2 separate regions of the Homo sapiens genome follow, and region 1 is linked to region 2. A link is a loop called in an ENCODE intact Hi-C map of the cell type or tissue named here. Cell type or tissue: Calu3. All regions are shown on one strand. Each heading gives the region's core, and the rest is flanking DNA. Links, peaks and the distances in the headings are about the cores only. Region 1 overlaps EFEMP1 (EGF containing fibulin extracellular matrix protein 1). Region 2 overlaps LOC107985811 (a long non-coding RNA gene).

What was found. Peaks named below come from ENCODE experiments on the same cell type or tissue, not always from the same donor. Only the 100,000 strongest peaks of a DNase experiment are listed, where the experiment ranks them.
Region 1: a loop joins it to region 2, with 6 times the contacts of the local background. A loop is called at or near these places in 2 of 110 quality-filtered maps.

The regions. Positions count from the first base shown.
Region 1 is chr2:55,884,369-55,887,295 of GRCh38, reverse strand. The region is part of intron 5 of EFEMP1 (EGF containing fibulin extracellular matrix protein 1); the gene reads left to right. Among named protein-coding and RNA genes, the nearest start is that of EFEMP1, 38 kb to the left of the region's middle. In Calu3, for the core only: no CTCF peak of the experiment used is centred there; a DNase peak (open chromatin) is centred at 1,405.
Region 2 is chr2:55,770,476-55,773,402 of GRCh38, reverse strand. It overlaps LOC107985811 (a long non-coding RNA gene), which reads right to left. Exons shown (of 3, transcript XR_001739192.2): 3 at 22-549. Among named protein-coding and RNA genes, the nearest start is that of PNPT1, 78 kb to the right of the region's middle. In Calu3, for the core only: a CTCF peak has its summit at 1,582; a DNase peak (open chromatin) is centred at 912.

The DNA.
Region 1 (2,927 bases), core at 327-2,826, 110 kb before region 2:
ACTACTCTCCAGAACTCATAGGAAATAAGTCTTCCTCAGGACCTAAATTGCAGAAACAAAATGGAAATCTGGTGTTTGAATCTCTGCTCTGTGTGACCCTGGGCAAGTTCCCTCAACTGAGTCTACATTTCAGTGACATCCTTTTTTTTCTTCATCTGTAAACTGTGGATGAAGTAACTACCTCTTCCACAGGGCTATTAGGATTAAATAAGAAGCTTTGTAATTCTGCCTTCCCAATCAAATAATAGATCTTTTTATATTGCTAAGAATTTACCTATTTTTATACCAATTAATTTTAGAATGTTACCAAGTTTGTATATGAATCTGTATAAAATATTATATACTTTTTTCTAAATCAGATTTCAATCTACATAATTTATTATATTAATTACTCAGGTTATCATTATCAATAGCAAATACTGGATGAGTAAAACAGTAGTAAACTTCAGTGCCCTCAGGTCTTGCTGAAGTAATTCTTACCTTCCAGGATTATATTGAAAAACAAAATACTCCAAATACCTCTAAGACCTTCACTCAGTGAGTCCCTTTTATTTAAAAAGTTTCAGAGAGTAAGTAAAAAGAGTACTTTGGTAGGAACTAGTTTATCACCCTGTCTCTAGAAAGGATTGGGAGCAATCATTTTGAGCAGGTGGGTATCTAAATCATTAAGAATGTTGGGAGGAAGGAGGCCAATGGTAAAGAAGCTCTTCCTTCTAACAAACATGAATCCTTTACCTTGACCATTTTTCTACTTTACTCCATTTATGAGATTAAATCAGTTTGATTGAGGAAGCTAGGTATAATAAGGTTTTAAATCCACACAGATCAAGAAGTATCACCAACTTGAATTTAACCACTATCTTTTCTTTAACCACAAGAGTTCACAGGATAGCACCATTAAATAATATTTGCAAAGCATGCACAGTGCCCCACACAGAACTAGTAAAGATACGGTTATTTTACTCCAGGGGTTTACAGTCTGGAAACAAAAAAAGTATATTGTGAAGAATCTGAATACTTTTAAAAATCTGTGTGTTATTGTTGAGGATAGACTCTCTATTTCAGAGATGGAGAAACAAAGAGAAAAAATTGATACCATGACCCTAGATCACACAGGGAGTGACAGATTCAAAATAATTTCAGTCTTCTTTGTCCTATTACTAGTGCATTCTCATCACTAGTCTACAGTGGCTTATTCAAAAGTAGTTCTAAATTATTTCTTAAACCAAAAGCAGCACAAATTATAAAAGTCTAAATGGTACTCAACACCATTCAAGGTGCAGATAATTTTTGCCCATGAAAACATGCTAAAGGGACTCCATGTTGTGGTAAGTTATCAAATTATGGAAAGAACATTGCAGAGATTAAAATGTTGCATAAGAGAGAGAAAGCAGCATGAGTCAGGGGTTTGGGAAATATGAGTCAGACTGAAGGGAAGGAGCCAAAAACATAGAGAATGAGGGCCTAAGCAGGGACTTAATGGACACCACAGAGATGTGGACAAAGTTGTCTCCATTAACTTTGAGAGAAAATCAAATGTGCGGTTCCCTAGACGTGGGGGTCGGTGTGATAAAGAGGCTAGAAGAGCTGAGCAAAGATTAGCCTGTGTTATTTAAAGCAACTAACGGTGCCAAAGTCAGCAAGAGAGGGACCTACAATAGTATAAATCACTAGGAGGGAGCACGTGGGCACATTTTTGAAAAATGAGGGAATCACCAAATATTGCCATTAGCTATTGTTAATGTATTAGAATGACGAAATGTGTTATGGTATTTTAGGAAGCACAATCTATTATTTTGTTCTTTGGTAATGTTAACATTAGGCTCTGTCTACATAGTTCAGAGAGACTCCTTATGTTGTTCAATCCAGACTCTCTAATCCTGCCTTTAAGGCCTTGAATTTTGTTCACGACAGATCTAGCATTTCATGATCCTCTTCAACCAGGCACTGCACCAGGCTCCTCACACAGAGCCCCGGCAGCTGTGCTGACGCCATCTGTCTGCCATTCTTCTCATGGAAACCAGTTTTGTCTTATCAGCATTTTCTAATGTGAGCTGCTTTCTGCCTAGAAACAGCTTCCTTTTCCTGGCAACCCATGTATCTCGTCTTCTTCAAAATGCAGTGGAGAACCCACCTCTTCTGGCGAATCTGCTTTATACCTCATAGCCTCTGCACTCCTGGACTCACTTGCTCAACATCATTTTTCTTTTACTAACATCTTACTGATTTTGCTGTGTTTCTCAGATATACCTTGTTACTCTGCTTCATACATTTTTAGCTCCATTAGGTAAAACACTGATCCTACTTTTCCTGAAACTTTAGGTACCAATTCTCAGCAAATGGTAATAACTCATTTATCCATTTATTGCACAAATATTTATTGAAAATCCACCATGTTTCATGCACTATCCTAGGCACTGGGAATACAGGGGGGAAAATAAGACATAGATCCCCCATCCCCACCCAAAGAGCTTGGGTCCAGGTCCCAGGAAATTTATTAACTGACTGCCTGAAAAACCAAGTGAGCTTAACTGTCAAGGATAAATTATAATCATGCAAAAACAACAAAAAATTTCTCCCCATAGTAATTTGTCCTAGATTATCAGGAAAATCATGGCTGACCTGAGTAGTTTCCCTTATAAATAAAGCATTGCTTTTGCTAATGCAGATATTCTCCCATACAAATGTAGGAAACAGATTTTTCTTACACACCATGGAGATACCTACAAAAGGCTGTGTTTGCACTATGGGAAGTCAGGAGCAAGTAGAGGGCAGTGGACTGTCATCAACACTCCTGGGAGAGCCACCTTTTCCAGAGCATCTGCACAGGGATGGGTATTCTGCTTTGAGTTTCTGACATCATTGTCCATTTTAGTAAATTTTGTATCATAGTGAGCTTTCTGGTATTTATGACAAATGGAAATGCA
Region 2 (2,927 bases), core at 226-2,725:
GGAATAGAAAGGGGGGAAAGGTGGGGAAAAGATTGAGAAATCGGATGGTTGCCGTGTCTGTGTAGAAAGAAGTAGACATGGGAGACTTTTCATTTTGTTCTGCGCTAAGAAAAATTCTTCTGCCTTGGGATCTTGTTGATCTGTGACCTTACCCCCAACCCTGTGCTCTCTGAAACATGTGCTGTGTCCACTCAGGGTTAAATGGATTAAGGGCAGTGCGAGATGTGCTTTGTTAAACAGATGTTTGAAGGCAGCATGCTCGTTAAGAGTCATCACCACTCCCTAATCTCAAGTAATCAGGGACACAAACACTGTGGAAGGCCACAGGGTCCTCTGCCTAGGAAAACCAGAGACTTTTGTTCACTTGTTTATCTGCTGACCTTCCCTTCACTATTGTCCCATGACCTTGCCAAATCCCCCTCTGTGAGAAACACCCAAGAATTATCAATAAAAAAATAAATTAAAAAAAAAAAAAAAAGAAAGGACCTACCATGCACAGCCAAGGAACACCATCGATTTGCTTTGCCTCCTTCGCATTGTTACATAAACCTGGAAACAGGCATTGTCAGGAAAAAGGAAGTTAGCATATTCAAACTCTAATTCAGATTCCAACACTCATTAATCATAGAAATTTGAAAATTAGACACAGTGAGGACAAAGAGCACATTCTAAGTGAATACCAAAGGAACACTTACTATCTCCTTCCTCAATTCAATGCATTTTTGCTTTCTTTGGTGTATATGACAACTGTTTGCTCATGCTCACAACAAAAGCACTAACTGTGCATACAATCACTCAGTGTTTTGGTTTTATATTGCCTCTTCTGTGTATGATTTTTTTTCCTTAGCTAATTATTGTCTTCAGAACCGAACCACATTTCAGGAAACAGCAGATTTCCTCACACCATCTATAAGAGGGCGGGGCAACATAAGAGGCACTGGGTAAATACCATTTTTCATTAACACCTAGGATTTACTTTTTCGCATTCCTCCAAGGCACAGGAATGAGAAAAAGAAAATCAAGTGGGAGAATTCAATTCTACAAACAATTCCTGTAGCCCTAATAAGCGCACAGTATTGTGCTGTAGCCCTGTCCTACAGAGGTACATAAAAAGCTTTTCAGTCATTGTCATATAGGTCTTCAGAACACCCAGGTGAGATAAATAATTAGCAAATGAGGAGCTGCAATAAGTAGCATGCATAAGCCAGCGGAGAGAGAACTTGTCCTGTGTATTTGGGGACTTGTGGAAAACAGAGGCCTCCTATCTCCCAGACTTATATTCTATCCACTTTGGAAAAGCTTCTCCAATTCCAATTTGTACCCAAAAATCTATCCCAAGAGTAATTTATTTCTAATTATTCCTGACATTGGCACAATTAGAGGACCTCCGAAAAATCTTCTAAACATTTGCCTCTTGTATATAAAATCTCATTCAGAATAATGATTCTAAATGCAAGGAAATTTTGCTGATTACATCCCTACTTTATCTAAATTATTATTCAGTGCTCCAGTTTTCCATAAACTTTTCTTTAACCTCCTATAATTACTGTAGCTACAAAAAAGCCTTGGATTAGCTAACTTGTGCCATCTAAAGGTTATAGTAAGAACTTCTTTAGCCATGAAAAAAAAAATATTCGCAGCAGACTTTCTACAAAATGAATTTGAAAAAATTGTTTTGTGTAAGGTTTAAATATAAAACAGGTAACAACGGTTTGAGCATATGTTATTGATATTATTTCAAATTAAGATAAAGGAAAAAATCAAGAAACCTCTGGAAGTCTTAGCTTTATCAATCGTGGGATCTTAGGCAAATTATTTTAACCTCTCTGACCTCATTTCTCATTTATAAGACAAAAAGTCTGAACGTGATTTCAAAAGAAACCTGCTAATGTAATTTTTTAATTTTATGAAATGAAAAACTTAAATTTCTAAGTACGTGAAATTCAAAGAAATGGGTAGGTTAAAAGTGGGTTAGTGTATTAAGACAGAAGTGAAATAAGCTCAAAGATTTTACAGTCCTTTCTCTTCTTTTCAAATAAATATTGTAATTCACAGGATCCCGTGTGTGTGTGTGTGTGTGTGTGTGTGGTGTTGTATATAAACACTTTGACAGATACTGGCCAGCTGTTCATCAAACGATTGCCTCTTTTCTGGGAATATGGTGGTGTACATTTTCCAGGCTCCCTCACAATTAGACTCTGACAATGTGATTGAGTTCTCCCCAAAGGAATGTAATTAGAAACATGTATGCCACTTCCATGTCAAGCCCATAAAAACTTCACATGTATGACCGTCCATGCTCTTCCTCCTTCTGCTGCTTGATGTGGACATGTGTGACAACTTTGAGAGGAACTGGGTGTCCCAGTTATCACTTGGAGGAGATTCACCTCTCTACCAGAAAAACCCATATAGAATTGTATGTGAACAAGAAATAAACTTATTTTATGTGTTAGCCATTATATATCCGTGGCTTTGTTACATCAGTTAGCCTCTAATAAAACAAGTATTTTGAATTCAAATTGGCCAAGGACAGATTTATGCTCCTTCCTTCTGGGATCCCCTTAAAAAAATGCCAGATCTAAAATCATGTGAGACATATGACTTTCTAATTTTACTTGTGCTGTGAACTTAAATAAGAATGTGCAAATCTTGTCACCTCAAGAAAGGAAAAGAAGAAAGCACCAGGAGCCATTTTAAATAGGATGACACAATCCGAGCTACAAGGAAAGTAGAAACAGCCTCTAAGGTAGCCCTGAAGTGGCTCAGTGCCTAGTACAATGTCTTCTTGCACATAACTCATGTTCAAAAATATTTCTTGAATGAAACGAATGAATGAATGAATGGCTCACAAATCTAATTATTTCTGAAGTAGACTATGAAAAAAGGATCTATTATGTGTGCCATAGAATGGCTGGATTTTAATGCAT